Linked DNA regions of Homo sapiens: region 1 is linked to region 2. A link is a contact called in ENCODE Hi-C or POLR2A ChIA-PET data. All regions are on one chromosome and are shown on one strand. Each heading gives the region's core, a stretch centred on a gene start or an enhancer-like site at or near the end of the contact. The rest is flanking DNA. Distances are from core to core; before and after follow the strand shown.

What was found. Hi-C counts contacts between places; a loop is a spot of excess contacts on that map. ChIA-PET counts read pairs that join two places held with the same protein, here RNA polymerase II (POLR2A). Pooled maps may share reads with other maps.
Region 1: a loop to region 2 is called in a map with no recorded cell type, with 18 times the contacts of the local background. The contact joins the promoter of SETD9 here to the promoter of PLPP1 in region 2. A Hi-C loop is called at or near these places in 1 of 37 single-sample maps with no recorded cell type and 7 of 50 pooled maps. POLR2A ChIA-PET finds 5 or more read pairs at or near these places in 1 of 52 experiments (BJ).

Annotation. Positions count from the first base shown.
Region 1 is chr5:56,906,681-56,910,845 of GRCh38, forward strand. SETD9 (SET domain containing 9) reads left to right here and starts at 2,916. Exons shown (of 6, transcript NM_153706.4): 1 at 2,916-3,063. The coding sequence starts at 2,966. RefSeq lists enhancers at 2,552-2,641, 3,432-3,481, 3,577-4,165 and silencers at 2,792-3,001, 3,182-3,391.
Region 2 is chr5:55,533,531-55,537,404 of GRCh38, forward strand. PLPP1 (phospholipid phosphatase 1) reads right to left here and starts at 1,434. Exons shown (of 6, transcript NM_003711.4): 1 at 1,042-1,434. The coding sequence starts at 1,099. It also overlaps the pseudogene RNF138P1. RefSeq lists a silencer at 1,017-1,656 and an enhancer at 1,887-1,956.

The sequences.
Region 1 (4,165 bases), core at 1,666-4,165, 1.4 Mb after region 2:
CAAAATCAGGAACAAAAATGGGCTATTACAACAGATCATACAGACATTAAAAGGTTAGTAAGACAGTATTTATAAACAACTTTATACCAAGATATTTGGCAACTTAGACAAAATGAACAAATTCCATAAAAATATAACTTACCAAACAACACAAGATGAAACGGACATTATGAATAGCCCTATATCTTTAAAATAAGTTGAATTTATTATCAAAGAAAATTACAAGCCCAGATGTTTTCACAGGCAAATTCTATCTAAAAAATTTTAAAACATACTTCAAAATAAATGTGGGATGACAATAGCATATATTAAAACCTACAGGATCTGACCAAAGAGGTACTCATAACTGAGTAGTTATGTCAGAAATCCAAGGACGGTCAACATTTGACAATGTGTCATCATTCACTACATGAATAAATGAATAGAAACTATATGGTCATCTCAATAAGCAGAGAAAAGCATTTGATATTTATCATTCATTTAAAATTTAAAACAATAAAAATTTTTGGAAAGTCAAAAATAGAACTTTAAAAAACTTCATAAAGTATACATACCTACTAGAAAACTACAGTAAATATTAAACTTGAAGGCAAAACCTCAAAAATAGAAGAATGCAGTAGACTTAAACCAATATGGGTAGATCTTCAAGATGTATTTTTGAGGAAATCAAATAAGTTGTGGATCCTTATAATATTTTAACAATACTCACACAAAATACTATGTATTTTCTATAAAAACATACGCGGGTATGTAAATACATAAAAATAAAACTGGCAGAAAACACACCCGTCTGATAACTTCTGAGAAGCGCCAAGTACCAGGATTGGTGGAAGTACAAGGTACGGTGTTTGGTTAAGGGTGACTTGAGCTTTAGCTACCATGTTTCTATTTGTATAACTTTAGATGCTTCCATTAGAAAAGAAGAAAAGATTAAAATTAGTGACCTAATAACCTACTTTAAGAAACTAGAAAAAGAAGGTTTTCATTAATTACTTAGCTAACCAAAATTTAATTTTAATACCATAAATATAAAAAAACTGTAAAAATATACAAAAACTGATTTTTTTCTTTTTTTAGACAAGTACATTACCATAGGTAAAGATTAAACTAGTTCTTTTGGGTTCTTTGTTAAGTTTGGAGACTATAAAGAAACTTTCTTGTATGCCACTTATTAATACATCCTGGAACTGAATTGACTCCATTTAGCAAGTCAGGTAAATCTAGATTATGCCAAATTATCAAACAAACACAGAGTCTGAGAGAAAGCCTCTAGAGTTTGCTAACATTCTATATGATATGAACGAAATAGAGACATTGGTAGATACTCTTTCTCTTTATTTCTTTCAGAATAGAACAAATTAGTCCCGCAGCTACTGGCGATTGGCTGAATTTTTTTTTTTTTTGAGACGGGATCTCACTCTGTCACCCAGGCTGGAGTGCAGTGGCGGATCTCGGCTCCCTGCAACCTCCGTCTCTCAGGTTCAAGCGATTCTTCTGCCTCAGCCTCCTGAGTAGCTGGGACTACAGGCACGTGCCACCAACGCTCGGCTAATTTTTGTATTTGTTCTTTTTTAGTAAAGACGGGGTTTCGCCATGTTGGCCAGATTGGTCCCGAACTCCTGACCTCAGGGGATCCACCCGCCTCGGCCTCCCAAAGTGCTGGGATTACAGGCGTGAGCCACTGCGCCCGGCCTTGGCTGAGTTTTTATTAGATCTGAGCCGTTCAATTTCAATAGTTTAGGATCCAACCTCACTCTCAGGCAAAGAATAGAGGAAATGATACCAACGTATTTATCTGTCAATAAACACTTGGTGATTTGAATATGGTTAAGGGATTCCTGTAGTTTGCCCCCCTTAAAACTGAACTTTGTCCAAACCTGTTCTAAATATGTGTGTGCGTGTGCATGCATCTGGGTGTTGGGGAGGAGCGGTCGTAAAGTTCCTTTTAAATTTCACCTATGGGGGACTACTTCCCACCTCATCCTATGAAGTCAACATTAGCCTAAATACCAAAGCCAGATTAAGACACTACAAGAAAACTACGAAACAATATCTCTCACGAACACAGATGCAGAACTTCTAGACAAAACGTTTCCAAATTGAAGCGAAGACCATATTAAAAGGACAAAAGCACCTCAGTGGTTGCTTGGGGACTGGGGGAGGGGCTGGATTACTATCTTGGCTGTGGTGTCGAAAACCTATCAAATTGTTCACTTTAAATATGTGCAGTTTATTGTATCCCAACCATTCCTCAACAAAGCTGTTTTTCAGAAACATTTGTCCATGTAGTTTTGCCTTTGAATGGTTGGGTCAATGAAGAGAAAAACGAGTGAAAACAGGGAATCATGACACTTTGTTTTTTTACGTGTAAATATTCGCAAAACGCCCAAACTGGTAACTTTGGGAACACGGGTTCACGCAGAAGAAGGGCTGCTGTCTGGGGAGGACTGAAACTCGGGTTCCCGAAGTCGGGCTGCTCTGGGGCCACGGAGAGAAGGGGAGAGAACGTCGAGGAAGAGGCAGAGCTCAAGTGGACGGAGGATGGAACACAGAGCGCGGCCGGGACAAAGGGGCAGGCCAGACAGCCGTGACAGAGAAACTAGGCGGTCCGCTCCTGGGACGCGGTCTCGGGGGCGGGTTCGCCCCTGAGGCCCGGTGACCCTTCGCCCGCAACCAGGGCTAGCGCTTGTGTGCGCCCACGGAAGCACCCGAGCGACCGGAGAAAGAAAAAGTGGTCAAGGGGACCTCCTTCCAGCTCTACGCGCCTCTCATTCAGAGAGGTGAGGTCAGGAAAGGGGAAGGACGAAGCCCCAGAGCAACAGAAGTCAGGCGGTGCCAGGAACACTGAGAGCGGAGCCAGGGGAAGGCGGCCGAGCGCGGCCCCCTCTCCTCCCGGGCCGGGGCGGGCCCGAGGCCTCGATCCGCCTTCCCCGCGCCGTCCTGGTCACGGCCCCGCGGGGCAGCCATGCCTGGCCGTCTGCTGCGGGGCCTGTGGCAGCGATGGCGCCGTTACAAGTACCGCTTCGTTCCCTGGATCGCACTGAACCTAAGCCACAACCCGAGGTGAGAGGGCGGGACGGCAGAACGAGGGGCACCTGCCTTCGGTTCCCAGACGCCACCACGGCGGCGGGACGCAAAGCGGAGAGCCTGAGGCTGACTGCCGGCCTGAGATGGGCGGGCCCGGGTGGGCAGGGACTGAGGTGGGCGGGCCGGGTGGGCGGGGACTGAGGCCTCGGAGGGGTTTAAGGAACGCGGGCCAGAGGCGGGCGGGGCCGAGGTTGGTGGAGTCCGAGGCCCGCTGGAAGCCTGAAGTGGGCGGTGGCTTCAGGTGGGCGGGGCCTATGGCCTCTTTCCCAGTGTCCGCTGCGCTGCCGGGCCCGCGAGGCCGAGCTCGCCAGCCGGATGTGTCGCCTGTTCTTCCCTGTTGCGTTCGGCACTGACTGGGGAGCTTGTATCTGGGCAAAAATGGAAACTTTTTAAAAAGACTGCCCTTACCGCGTGAGAGTGCGTGGCTTTTTCTCCACCAGGGGTTAATTAGGTGCTTGAACTTCCTCAGAAAAGCCAAGCCAGGGTTTATTTTCATAGTTCATACAAGTACTTCACGTGGTTAAAGAAGCCCATCCCGGCTGTGAGAATAGCGTGCAGTAGCTCGCGCGTTAAGAACGGGCAGAACGCCACTCAAAAGCACGTCGGGATGGTGGGTTTCGGATTGGGGTGAGTCCCGCCGGCGTTATTAAGGGCGCACCAGTGATCAGCTCAACACCGTGCTCACCAAAGAGGCCGACCGGGCCTCCCTGAAGTCAGTGTCCGACAAATAGGGAAACAAAGCGGTTTCCGGAAGGTTGCATGCTAGGGAAACAGGAGATCAGTTGTATCATGACTCGGAACCGTGAGGCGGGAATTACAACCTTTTTGTTCAAGTAAAAATAATGCAGTTAGTACAAAAAGATAATGATTATGGAAATAAGAGGTGCAGTCATTGAAGACGTTAGTCGTCCTGGAGGGAGTGTCACAAAGTATACGATGTTGAATTTGTCTTTGAAACTACAAGGCCATTTTTAAAAAGCCATTGAATGTGAGGTCATTCATTCTCATTGTGATGACATTCAGCTTGGCTGTTGGGTGTAGTACGGGAAAGAGCTGAACTTCGTTTCTGCCTCTGGCT
Region 2 (3,874 bases), core at 184-2,683:
TTAAAACCGAGGGAATCTCCTGTCACTGAGAAACCATTACGCAGACTTCCATCCAGGTGGCTAAAGCCACAGATCTCCCACCCTGAGAACTTGCCAATACTACTACTATTCTGATTACTTCAACATGAGTAGGACTATCCAAACCTCCAGCAGCTCTTGCTTTGTTTTTGTTTATTCCATCATATATAAATAGTTCACAGCATAACTGCCTTATACAATACATAAAAAGTGAAAACTACTCCTTCCAACGCCCATCCCTTATCCAAATGATTCCAGTTCTTTCTCTTCAAAAGAAAGGAGTAACTGGCAACCAGAAGCCTCATAACTGAACTCTTCCAATCAGGAAGACAATGCGAAATCTGCTGCAGCCAAAGAATGTCTACTGCTCCTTGAGACACTGTCACAAGAGATGGAAAGCTACACCATGGCAAGGTCTGGGCAGACAAGGAAACAGGTCTGGGGTACCGCATCCTCCCCCACCCCCAAAACTTCTTTAGACCTATACGCAAAAACTTGGCGTGCTCATCCCTACTTGCAACCTGACAATTTACAACCTGGCACACCTTCTAATTAGGAACTAGTTCTAGCCTTTTATAGCCGAAATATTAAACTGCTTCTCACGATAAATCAGGCACTGGCGCCTGCTACTGAGAATCCCCTGTGCATCAAACCTCCAGTTTCACTACTGAGATGGGCCAGTGACCAGGCTCCTCTACCGTACAGAGGGGAGGAGCCCACCCTGCTCTGCTAGAGTGGAACTGCAAACAGAGGACAGGAGCAAGGTATGGAGCGCAGAGGCGTGAACAGCGTCCAAGCAGGGCTGGGCTCATCGCACCGGCGGGCGACAGACAGCGGCGGGCACGCGGGAGCCGGGGTGCAGGCTGCAAAGCGGGGTCCCTCGGCTGCAGAAGCCGCCCCCGTGTGTCGCCCCACAGCTGCGCACGCGTCAGGCAACACACCCCCGCTGCCCGTCGCGGCTCTGCGCTAAAGCCCTCCCGGGACAGCCGCACACGCCCCTCGGACCCGGCGGCGCGTACGTACCCAGCAACACGCAGAGCACATCGAGGGCCACGTACGGCAGCCGCGTCTTGTCAAACATGGTCTCTGCCCGGGCTGCCCGGCAAGGGCGATGGACTGAGCTGCGGGACGGCGGCCGAGGCCCTTGATTCTCGAGCCCGGGCCGGGGCTGGCGACGGCCCCGAGCTACGGCCCCTCCCAGCCGGAGGAGGAGAGCAGCCGAGGGCGGGCTGAGACCGGGCGGCGCTCCCACCGCCAGCAATGGCGCCCGGGGCCCTCCCCTCACAGCCCCCGCGAACACTCGGTTAGTGCCGAGGCGCTCGTGTGCCAGCCGCGGCAGCTCTGTAGCCTCAGGACCTCCTCAGCCGGCACGGCCTGCCCCGGTTGCTCCCCGTCCGGATCCCGGCGCTCTCTCCCACAGGCGGGGCGTCCAGACTCTCGCTTTAAGGATGGGGACCGGCAGGGAGGAGGAACGCGGGGTCCAGCCCCTCCCGCTGAGCAGCGCAGGACCGGGCAGCGCGCGGGTTCGCGGGCGGGGGGAGTGCAGCAGGGGCGGGGCCAGGGAAACCCCAGGCCGCGGCGGTCAGCCAATCAGCGCCGTCGGCCTCATCCCTCCCGACCTGCGGCATCCGCCCAGAAGTGCGGCTCTCGGCAGCCGGGCGGGGCGTGGGGGCGGCTCCCGTTCCGATCCAGGGGGCTTTGCTCTGGACCGCAATTGCTCAGGTGGTCTCCGAACTCGGCCTCGGTACCCCCACTAGGCATTGCTGCTTTCAGAGAGCTAGGCTCCCTACCCAACGATCCTAGAGCACCGGCTGCCTGCCACTCCCCACCCCTTCCATGGGGATGAGGTAATAAACAGGTCAGATTGTTACCACTGAGTTTAAGGGGGGAAAAGAGGTCAGAGTAGGCAGGAACAGAGACGCTCTCCTTTAGTTTGGTACCTCTGAGCCCTTTCTCACTTAGGCCTCAACGTTGACCTCCCTGTGTCCTGGCTGAGCCCAAATGTTAGCAAGAAGCATGCTAAATCATCCATCCTCGATACCTGATCACCGTTGAATTCTTGATATTTAATATCGGATTAGATTCCTTATATTACACCTTTGTTGTAGAAGCCCTTGACCTGCCTTTAGCCAGAATCCCTCTACCCTTGATGTCTCCTCTTAGTAATTTTCCATCCACCGTCACCTCCCTCACAGACACGGTGCCTGTTCCTTGGCTATAAATCCCCTGCTGTCTTTGCTGTATTCTGAGTTGAGCTCAATTTCTCTCTCCTGTTCCAATAGTCATGACCCTTATTGTAATAATCTTGAATAAATTATTCATGTGTTTGACAAGTGTCAGGATAATTTTCTTTAACAGCAGCAAGCACTCCCCCTGCCCCATACCCAGGAGGACCCTAGCCCACATTTAGTAATCTCAGTTTCCTAATATGTAAAATGGGGATTTTTTAAATAAATACCTAATACTCAGACATCACAAGTACTTTGAATTTATTGTGACCTTGCAATCTGAGGCCCTTGTAACTCTGGAAGTAAAGAAAGCCACATGATAAACAATGGCCCATCTTTCTCAGGTGTAAATTGCTTAAAGCTTTTACAGCTTTAAGCTGCCCAGTGTTCCAGTCTGGAGGAAGAAGTGAAACCCAGAAAAGATTATATGATAGTGGCTTTATCTAGAGTTAAACCGTCTACAGATGTTAATGATTGGTATATTTTCTCTTTAAATATGTAAAACACAAATCACAAAATGTGCCTACTACTTCTTCGACTTATCCTGCAAAGCACTCATAAAGCCAATGGAAAGATAACATTAAACAGAGTCTGGAGATACAGCCCCAAGTAAGCTCTCAAAAACAAAATATACATTTGAAGAAAGATGTTTTTCTTTAAAACGAATGCTAATGTTTTATTTTGCCTCTTGTTTAAATAGCCGTAAAAGCTTTAAGCAATTTACACCTGAGAAAGATGTGCCATTGTTTATCATGTAGCTTTCTTTACTTCCAGAGTTACAAGGGCCTCAGATTGCAAGGTCACAATAAATTCAAAGTACTTGTGATGTCTGAGTATTAGGTATTTATTCAAAAAACATTTGTTGAGCACCTATTGTGTTACAGTCTAGTCTCAGTGTCTTAAACAGCTTTTGAAATATTTACTTTTTAAAAGTAATTTTTAAAAACATTTACTTTTTAAAAATTTTTTATTTTTACTTTTTGTGGGTACATAATAGGTGTATATATTTTGGGGTAATGAGATGTTTTGATACACGTATGCAATGTGTAATAATTACATCATGGAAAATGAGGTATCCATCCTCTCAAGCATTTATCCTTTGTATTACAAACAATTCAATTATACTCTTTTAGTTATTTTAAAATGTACAATTTAATTATTAACTATAGTGACCCTGTTGTACTATCAAGTACTAGATCTTATTCTTTCTATTTAAAAAAAAAATTTACTCTTAAAGTGCGTTTTCAAAAATAAGCATTCAAAAAAACCTTACTGATTAGTGATTTTTTGTTTATTCACACATTCATTAATTCAACATTTATTGAGCCCCTAATGGATACCTGGTACACATCTGTGAAGAAGCTAAAATAAACAAGAGAAGTTCTCTGCCCACAAGGGGAATCCTGAGGCCCACTTAGAAAGCATGTGATTAGGGCTGGGCACGGTGGCTCACGCCTGTAATCCCAGCACTTTTGGAGGCCGAGGCGGGTGGATTACGAGGTCAAGAGATCGAGACCATCCTGGCCAACATGGTGAAACTCCGTCTCTACTAAAAATACAAAACTTAGCTGGGCATGGTGGCACGTGCCTGTAGTCCCAGCTACATGGAGGCTGAGGCAAGAGAATCG